2 separate regions of the Homo sapiens genome follow, and region 1 is linked to region 2. The links are chromatin contacts, found by Hi-C or POLR2A ChIA-PET in ENCODE. All regions are on one chromosome and are shown on one strand. The core of a region is the stretch at or near the end of the contact, and the rest is flanking DNA. Distances in the headings are between cores, read along the strand shown. Region 1 overlaps CAST (calpastatin). Region 2 holds the start of CAST (calpastatin).

What was found. A loop is a pair of places that touch in the nucleus more often than their neighbours do. ChIA-PET counts read pairs that join two places held with the same protein, here RNA polymerase II (POLR2A). Pooled maps may share reads with other maps.
Region 1: a map of PC-9 shows a loop between it and region 2 (2.3-fold over the local background). The contact joins the enhancer-like site here to the promoter of CAST in region 2. A Hi-C loop is called at or near these places in 13 of 168 maps with a recorded cell type or tissue (Caco-2, DLD1, MCF 10A and 9 more) and 17 of 50 pooled maps. POLR2A ChIA-PET finds 5 or more read pairs at or near these places in 8 of 52 experiments (CD4-positive, alpha-beta memory T cell, HCT116, MCF 10A and 4 more).

Annotation. Positions count from the first base shown.
Region 1 is chr5:96,731,335-96,737,278 of GRCh38, forward strand. It overlaps CAST (calpastatin), which reads left to right. Exons shown (of 32, transcript NM_001750.7): 10 at 4,838-4,906. Among named protein-coding and RNA genes, the nearest start is that of CAST, 72 kb to the left of the region's middle. RefSeq lists an enhancer at 2,690-3,222. Within about 2 kb of position 2,862, at least 3 of the 41 ENCODE cell types and tissues checked have a DNase peak (open chromatin) inside an H3K27ac peak, as active enhancers do; they include PC-9 and gastrocnemius medialis, where a contact is called at or near this core.
Region 2 is chr5:96,661,126-96,663,825 of GRCh38, forward strand. It overlaps CAST (calpastatin), which reads left to right and starts at 1,251. Exons shown (of 32, transcript NM_001750.7): 1 at 1,251-1,372. The coding sequence starts at 1,298. RefSeq lists an enhancer at 904-1,405 and silencers at 968-1,557, 1,748-2,027.

The DNA of each region.
Region 1 (5,944 bases), core at 1,612-4,111, 72 kb after region 2:
TGGGTGATTGTGGGCATAACTTCCTTAGATTTTTTGAAGAGCTGCTTCCAATACTTGCCCAGGAATATAAGATGAGAAGTTATCTACCTTTTCTACCCATAGCAATATAGAATTTTTTTTTTTACCTTATCCTTTAAGGTTTTTTTTTTTTTTTTTGCATTTATTTATTTATTTATTTTCATTATACTTTAAGTTTTAGGGTACATGTGCACATTGTGCAGGTTAGTTACATATGTATACATGTGCCATGCTGGTGCGCTGCACCCACTAACTCGTCATCTAGCATTAGGTATATCTCCCAATGCTATCCCTCCCCCCTCTCCCCACCCCTCCACAGTCCCCCGAGTGTGATATTCCCCTTCCTGTGTCCATGTGATCTCATTGTTCAATTCCCACGTATGAGTGAGAATATGCGGTGTTTGGTTTTTCGTTCTTGCGATAGTTTACTGAGAATGATGATTTCCAATTTCATCCATGTCCCTACAAAGGACATGAACTCATCATTTTTTATGGCTGCATAGTATTCCATGGTGTATATGTGCCACATTTTCTTAATCCACTCTGTCATTGTTGGACATTTGGGTTGGTTCGAAGTCTTTGCTATTGTGAATAATGCCGCAGTAAACATACTTGTGCATGTGTCTTTATAGCAGCATGATTTATAGTCCTTTTGGTATATACCCAGTAATGGGATGGCTAGGTCAAATGGTATTTCTAGTTCTAGATCCCTGAGGAATCGCCACACTGACTTCCACAAGGGTTGAACTAGTTTACAGTCCCACCAACAGTGTAAAAGTGTTCCTATTTCTCCACATCCTCTCCAGCACCTGTTGTTTCCTGACTTTTGAATGATTGCCATTCTAACTGGTGTGAGATGGTATCTCATTGTGGTTTTGATTTGCATTTCTCTGATGGCCAGTGATGATGAGCATTTTTTCATGTGTCTTTTGGCTGCATAAATGTCTTCTTTTGAGAAGTGTCTGTTCATGTCCTTCGCCCACTTTTTGATGGGGTTGTTTGTTTTTTTCTTGTAAATTTGTTTGAGTTCATTGTAGATTCTGGATATTAGCCCTTTGTCAGATGAGTAGGTTGCGAAAATTTTCTCCCATTTTGTAGGTTGCCTGTTCACTCTGATGGTAGTTTCTTTTGCTGTGCAGAAGCTCTTTAGTTTAATTAGATCCCATTTGTCAATTTTGGCTTTTGTTGCCATTGCTTTTGGTGTTTTGGACATGAAGTCCTTGCCCATGCCTATGTCCTGAATGGTAATGCCTAGGTTTTCTTCTAGGGTTTTTATGGTTTTAGGTCTAACGTCTGATCTTTGACAAACCTGAGAAAAACAAGCAATGGGGAAAGGATTCCCTATTTAATAAATGGTGCTGGGAAAACTGGCTAGCCATATGTAGAAAGCTGAAACTGGATCCCTTCCTTACACCTTATACAAAAATCAATTCAAGATGGATTAAAGACTTAAACGTTAGACCTAAAAGCAATATAGAATTAGTAATCAGTTTGGAGAGCATGTAATCAATTTGAAGCCACAAGTAAGCAAGTGAAGGAACAATGAGAAGATGGGAATGAAAAATGTAAAAGTAATATAGATTTATCTATACTTTTGCTTCTGTAAATGGGACAGATATCCTGCTACAGCTAAATGGTAAAGAAGGTCATAGGGAAAATGAGTTTTAGGGTAAAAGTATGGCACATCTCCCTGAAACATCATTTTTTTCCTTCTGGGATTTTGGGAGAAAAGGCACATTATTTTATCCAAATTAATACAGGTCTCCTATGGAGCAAAGGCAACATTTACAAAAACTTTTAAATGAAAATATCAAACTTAAAATTGTTTTTTCTTGCAATAGATCACTTGTATACTACCTTGAGACTCATAGCCTCACTCCAGGAAGACACAGCACTCTCTTGCACCAATGAGGAATGCTTACATGAAATGGTTTGAAAATGGATACATTTAAGGCAGAAGATTAGATACGTTAAAATAGATTTTTAAATGTAATCAATGTTTTCAGTTTGGAAATGGATAGATTTAAGGCAGAGGATTAGGCCCGCTAAAATAGATTTTTAAATGTAATCAAAATTTACAGTTTTGAGCTAAATGTAAATTAACCAGTGTTATAAGTGAAAACTAAACAATAAAATTAGGAGAGGCTTATGTGGAAGTCTGCCGTGCATTGACTTGTGCTGGAACTTGCAGCAAGTCATTTTACTTTACGTTGCCTCTGATTCTTCTCCCATTAAATAGGATTTAATGACTTGCCTTCTTATTTTAGTACATAGCATGTTTAAAGTACCATAAGGCAGGCAGATCACCTGAGGTCAGGAGCTCAAGACCAGCCTGACCAACATGGAGAAACCCCGTCTCTACTAAAAATAAAAAATTAGCTGGGCATGGTGGCACAGGCCTGTAATCCCAGCTACTCAAGAGGCTGAGGCAGGAGAATTGCTTGAACCCGGGAGGCAGAGGTTGCGGTGAGCCAAGATCGCACCGTTGCACTCCAGCCTGGGCAACAAGAGTGAAACACTGTCTCAAAAAAATAAAATAAAAAACTAAATAAGGTACCATGGTTGGTTCTGCAGGATGCACTAGCTATAGGCTGGCCTGTCTAGGGGGTGGGGAAAAGACAATGTACCTGGGGCTGTATTTCAATCAGATGAAGAAAGGCCCCCACAAGGTGTTATTTGGTGAGGAATGAAGGGATTCTATCTAATTCAGGGAATCCACAAGAGCTTTGGAAGAGTAGATCCAAGTTCAGTTAGGCATGGAAGGATAGCTGGGATTGCAGGTGTTGAAAAGTGTAAGATGTGTTCTGGGCACAAAGTACATTCCAACGTGGGTGAAGCACAGAGGAAGTGAATGGTGGGGCTGTAAGACCAGAAAGACAGGTTGAGCACTGCTGTGGAGAACCCTAAGGTGAATTTGTACATGTGGTGATTCAGCTGACAGCGGGTAGCCTTTGAGAACCTGAGAGAACAGATGGGGTGATGCAATTGAATCCGAGCTGCAGAAGGATTAAGGGACTGCAGTTAGGTGGATGGGATAGAGATAGGAAGGTAGAAGGTTGGTCAGGGACTGTTTCAGTAGTCCTGATGAGTCATATTTTAGCCTAAATTAGAGCTGTGATAGAATAAGAAAGTGGGGAGTTATCCAAGATGAATTGCAGAGCAAAAATCTTCAGGTTTTAGGAAATGATTGACAGAAGTGGGCAAAGACAAAGTAAAATCTAAGATAACCTGGTGCTTCTGAGTCTGATTGCAGGAGGTTGGTAGCCACACGGTAAGGGAAAGGAGGCCCCTAAGGTGCTCATTGTCAGGTTTGTGCAAGTGCAGAGTTGGCACCTGAGAATGAGTGCCTTTTTAAATTGTGAGCTGGGCACCTTGCAGTCCAGTCCCTAAGTTCCCTGGGTACCATTGGCAGGAGTACAGATAGATGTCAGAGGAACTGAGGAGGAAAGAGGTGTCTCTAATTTTGGACAAGCTGAATTTAAGTGTTTGAAGTGTCCAAAGAAATATGTCTAGCAAGACAATTAAAATACTGTTTTCTAATAGAAAAGAATGAAGTAGGAGGAAAGGGAGAGGAAGAGAAAGAGTGGATGGAATAGAAAGATAGTGGGGAGAGAGGGAGGGGAAGAGAGACATTGAGAAGGAAGAGGAAGGTGGGGGAGAGAACATGAGTGAATATCTGCATGAGGTAGTGGCTGAATCATGGAAGTGGTTTCAATTATCCAGACTCAGGCTCACACCCTAGTGGCCCCCACAGTGTTTCTAGCATTGCAATTGTAACAGTCACTTATTTAGCACTTACAATTACATAGCAAGTACTTACATAGTGCTGAGCATGTGCCAAACAATGGTTTTCATACTTCGTATAGATTCACTTATCTAATATCTCCAAGGAGAAGTGACTTGCTAAAGCCTCAAGCAGCCATGCATGTCTCAACTGTTATGCAAACCTTGGCAGTCAGAGCCTGTGCTCTTCCTGTGCTTTGTTCCCTGAGTTTGGATACCTTCAAATGGGAAATGGTCCCCTTTTATCTTAAACCCAACAACTTCACCCATTTAGTTTCTGCCAGTCTCTGAAAGCATTTGCCTCTGGCCATAGAGAATGATTTTGGATAAGACCACCAGCACAGGGCAGAAATGTGCAGAGTGTATACAGTGGGGACCAAAGTAAAAGAGATGCCAGAGGTAATGGAGAACAAAGGGCATAGATGCCACAATAGGATCAGAATGGTGCCGAAAGGTGGCAATGGGGAGGGAGAGATGCTCCAAGGGTCAAATTTCAGAGATTACATCTGGATAAAAGCATGGAAACTGCAGATTGAAAAGTTGTTTGCAGTCTTTGATAGAGCAATGGAAGCAATGATGAGCGATCAACTCATTTTAAGGAAAGAGGAGGTGTTGAGATGCCGAAGTGAGGGATATGGAAGTCTTGATGTGTGGGGGCAAAGAGCCAGAGAGCAAAGCCAGAAGTGGCAGCCTATAGAAAGAATTCATGGATGTTGTAAAAACTGGCTGTGGGCCCTGGAGAAGAACAGCGAGGAAAGAAACAGTCTTGGATTCAAATCTTCATTCTGTCCCTTACTGTGTAACCTGAGGAAAGTGGCCTAATCTGAGCCTTGCTTTGCCCATCACTAAATGAGACTAATATAATTAAAGCCCTTCTGAAAAAGGATATAAAACACACAGCACAGTTTCTGCTGTAGAGCGGATGTTCAGTGTATGATCAATGCTTGTTAATATAATGAATTTATTTTAAAATTTGTAATAGTATTGAGTTTTATTAAGGTATGTGAGGAGTTGTTAATTTCTCAATTCTCACCAGAAAAAAGAAAAGAAATCATTAACCCCAGCTGTGCCAGTTGAATCTAAACCGGATAAACCATCGGGAAAGGTATGAAGACAACAGTGTCCTTCTACATGAGACAGTTACTCATATGCTCTGTATTTATCATAATCTGATTTCTTGTGGGCAAATAATATGAGGGGGGTAATTTAAAGGACCATTTTAATGAATTATTGTTTCAAGCTAATATTGAAAGTGTGGGTTGGAAGTATGGTTTTCACACTCATGTTTGTAACACTTGCTATTATAACCCCTTTTTTAAAAAAAAACAAACAAACTCCAGTTTCATCCCATGGAGTTTACATTCCAGTTTCTCTCCTGCAAATACACTTTATTTAACCAGAGGTATTACTAAAGAAGTAAGGTACTTCTTTTTTTCTGAAATTCCTAAAAGAATCAGTGTAAGCCTAACAGCCTTCAGATTGTATTTCACATATCCATGATCAGGAGAGTCCTAAAATTGTCATGGGAATATGGTAGTTGCAAAAAAAAAAGACAATTTAAATAATTATTTTTCATCTAAATCAAATAATACAAGGTCCTTTCCTAGATTGTTGTTTTCTCCTTTCAATGCAGGTTATTGTTCATAACGAGTCATCAACATAAAAAATAGATAGAAGCACTCTTATTTATTATTATATTAGTCCATGTTTACACTGTTATAAAGAACTTCCCTGAGACTGGGTAATTTATAAAGAAAAGAGGTTTAATTGACTCACATTTCTGTGTGGCTGGGGAGGCCTCAGGAAACTTACAATCATGCTGGAAAGGGAATCAGACACTTTCTTCACAAGGCAGCAGGAGAGAGAGCATGTGAAGGAGGAACAGTCAAACACTTATAAAACCATCCAATCTCATGAGAACTCACTCACTATCATGAGAACAGCATGAAAATCGCCCCAATGATCCAGTCACCTCCCTTCCTCGACACGTGGGGATTATAGGTCCCTCCCTTGACACATGGGGATTACAATTGGAGTTGAGACTTGGGTGGAGACATGAGCCAAACCATATCAGTTATACTGATTTAAGCCCATATTGGCAGAGTAAACTTGTGAGTTCTTGTAAGTTTAATGTCTCAGGTAA
Region 2 (2,700 bases), core at 1-2,500:
CCTTCTGGCCGGCTGTAGTGGCTCACGCCTGTAATCCTAGCACTTTGGGAGGCAGCACTGGGCAGATCACTTGAGGTCAGGTGTTGTTCGAGACCAGTCTGACCAACGTGGTGAAACCCCGTCTCTACCATTAAAAAAAAAAAAAAAAAAAAAAAGCTGGGTGTGACAACGCGCCTGTAGTCCCAAGTACTTAGGAGACTGAGGCAGGAGAATCGCTTGAACCTGGGAGGCGGAGATTGCAGCGAGCAGAGATCGCGCCACTGCACTCCAGACAGAGCGAAACTGCCTCTCCAGAAAAAAAAAAAAAAAAAAAAAAAAGGCTCTGCCTTCTCTCTCTTCAACTGTCTAAACCCCAACGCTGCAGAAAGCGGTGACCCCAAGTCCCAGAATGATGATGCTACTGCAGGGTAACAAACAGGTTTTCTGTCAGGCCTGATTGTGAACCAGCAGCAACTGCAGGCTGACAGTTTCTCACATAAGCACGTAGGGCTTGTTAAATTTCACTTCCAGCCCCAAACCAGGAAGCGCTGTTTAAGATGAGCCCAAGAAGAAAGCAATCTAGCTTCAGAAACAAAACTCGCCAGACTCTAGAAAGACTATAAGGGTTTAAATTTGGGACTGTTCTCCGTTTTGCATTGGAACCTATGTTCTCCTCCCCATAAAAGTTTATTAAAATTCGAAACTGCCAAAAAACAAAGTAAAATCATATAAAACATACACAGGCGCGTGCACGCACGCACACACACACAGACCAATTTGTTTTTGTGATCCGCTTCCTTATCTAGACTGTCCAGGCTTGGGCCAGATTTGAGTTGGTAAACTCTCGCAGCTAAAGCGGAGCAGAATGTAGAAAGAGTATCTACTTCTCCGGATTGTTGGGAGGAGGGTCGAAGCGTAGACTGGCCACGCCCGGGTCCCGCTCTCTCGTTGCACAACTGCAAGCTAGATCTGGGCATCGAAGGAGGAACGCTGCAACCTCCAACCCCTTCTTTCTGACCAACCGGGACCAGAGCAGTGCTGGGGCCGGGGCGGGTCACCGGGTGAGGACCGGGGCGGAGGGTGTTAAGTTACAGGGCAGGAGCCCGGGTCCCTCCGCGGGCAGGAAGGGGAGGGCCCATCGGGGCTAGGGGAACCCCGGCGCAGACCTGGGGTGGGGTCGGAAAAGCTGTTTCATCGCCCGCTCCCGGGCCCTCCGCTCCCTCCCTCCCTCCCTCTCTCCCTGGCAGGACTCCCCGCCAGGCCTCCCCGCCACTCTCCGCGGCGCATTCCGGGAGGCAGCGGCCGCAGCGGCCTCGCCATGTCCCAGCCCGGCCAGAAGCCCGCCGCCTCCCCGCGGCCCCGGCGAGCAGCCGCCGCCCGCCGCACCCATGAGGTGAGTGGCGCTCCTGTCGGCGTCGCGGGGCTGGGCGATGGGGTACCGGGTCCCGGAGCTGTGGCCGCCCTCCCTGGGCGTTGCCAGGCTGGCGGGTCTGCAGTCCCCGGCGCCCCCGCGGGGCAGGGAGAGGGCTAGGGGCTTGGCCGCTGCCAGGCAGGTGGCTGCAGGTGGCTTCGGTTCCCCGGCCGGGTCCAGTGCGCTGGGCGTGGCGTTGGCCGGGTAGAGTGGAGGGGGGGACGCGTCAAGAAAAGTTGGCTGGTAAGACGTGGGTGAATGAGGATGAGGATGAACGGGGAATGAGGTTCACTCAGGACCCCCGAGTGAGTGGGGTGGTTTCACTGGACAGCGGGATGTAGTCTTCCGCGCTAAGGCCGGGCCGCAGGGCGTGGCTGCCTGGAGACGCAGAGCCTCTTCCCTAACCAGCCTCGAGCCAAATTGGGCGGGCGAGGAGGGGCGGGGCCTGCGCCGGGCCCCACCCCCAGGGTTCTGCCCACCTGGCAGCCGCCTTGGGATGTGCGGAGCTCAGTGCCAGCCCGGTCCCGGCCAAGCGGAGTGTGAGCCCGGCGCCTCCAACGCAACACCCCGCGCCCTCGCCGGCTCCCCCGCCGTGCGGATCGGAGCCAGCCGGTTGTTGCCATGGCATTCGCCAGCTGGTGGTACAAGACGGTAAATAGGAGCGGTTGTGCCTGGGCAGGACCCGGAAGGGAGTGTGTTGGAAGGGAGTGTGTTTGCTTTGCCCTTCTGGGCGTGCGGATGAAGCGTTGTCCGGGGTTTGGCGGGGAAGGGGTGCGGACCGGGTGCGACCTCCTCGCAGACCTTCAGGTTAGGCTCGGGGAGAGGCAGGGGACTCACCCTCTTGTGGTATGTATGAGCGCGCCCGAGCGTGCGCGGCGCATGCACCTCTCTCGCCCCGATGTCAAGCACTATGCTCTGCTGGCGCTCACAAGTGGGATGGAACTGGAATTGTTGCTGGAGGAATTCTGTCTAGGAGGTGGATTCCTGAATGCACTAGGACGCAGCTCGCAAGAGCTTTGATCTAGAGTTCTTTTTTAACCCCTAAGTAAAGTTCAAAACTTTTAGAGGGCGATTGTTGGACGTACATTCGCCGACGCAAAGGAGAGGCAGCTGCAATGTGAGGCAAGGAGAAAATCCCAAACATCAAGGGGCAGAAGCAACTGAGATCTGAGACCAAGACCCTTGGAGAGAGCGGTGGAGGGGTGGAGGAAAGAAAGCGAGAAAGTGAGAGAGGGAGGGAGAGAGAGACAGCGCGCACAAAAGCGAGCTTCTCTGCACTTTATTACTTTGGATGAGGGACAAGAACATTC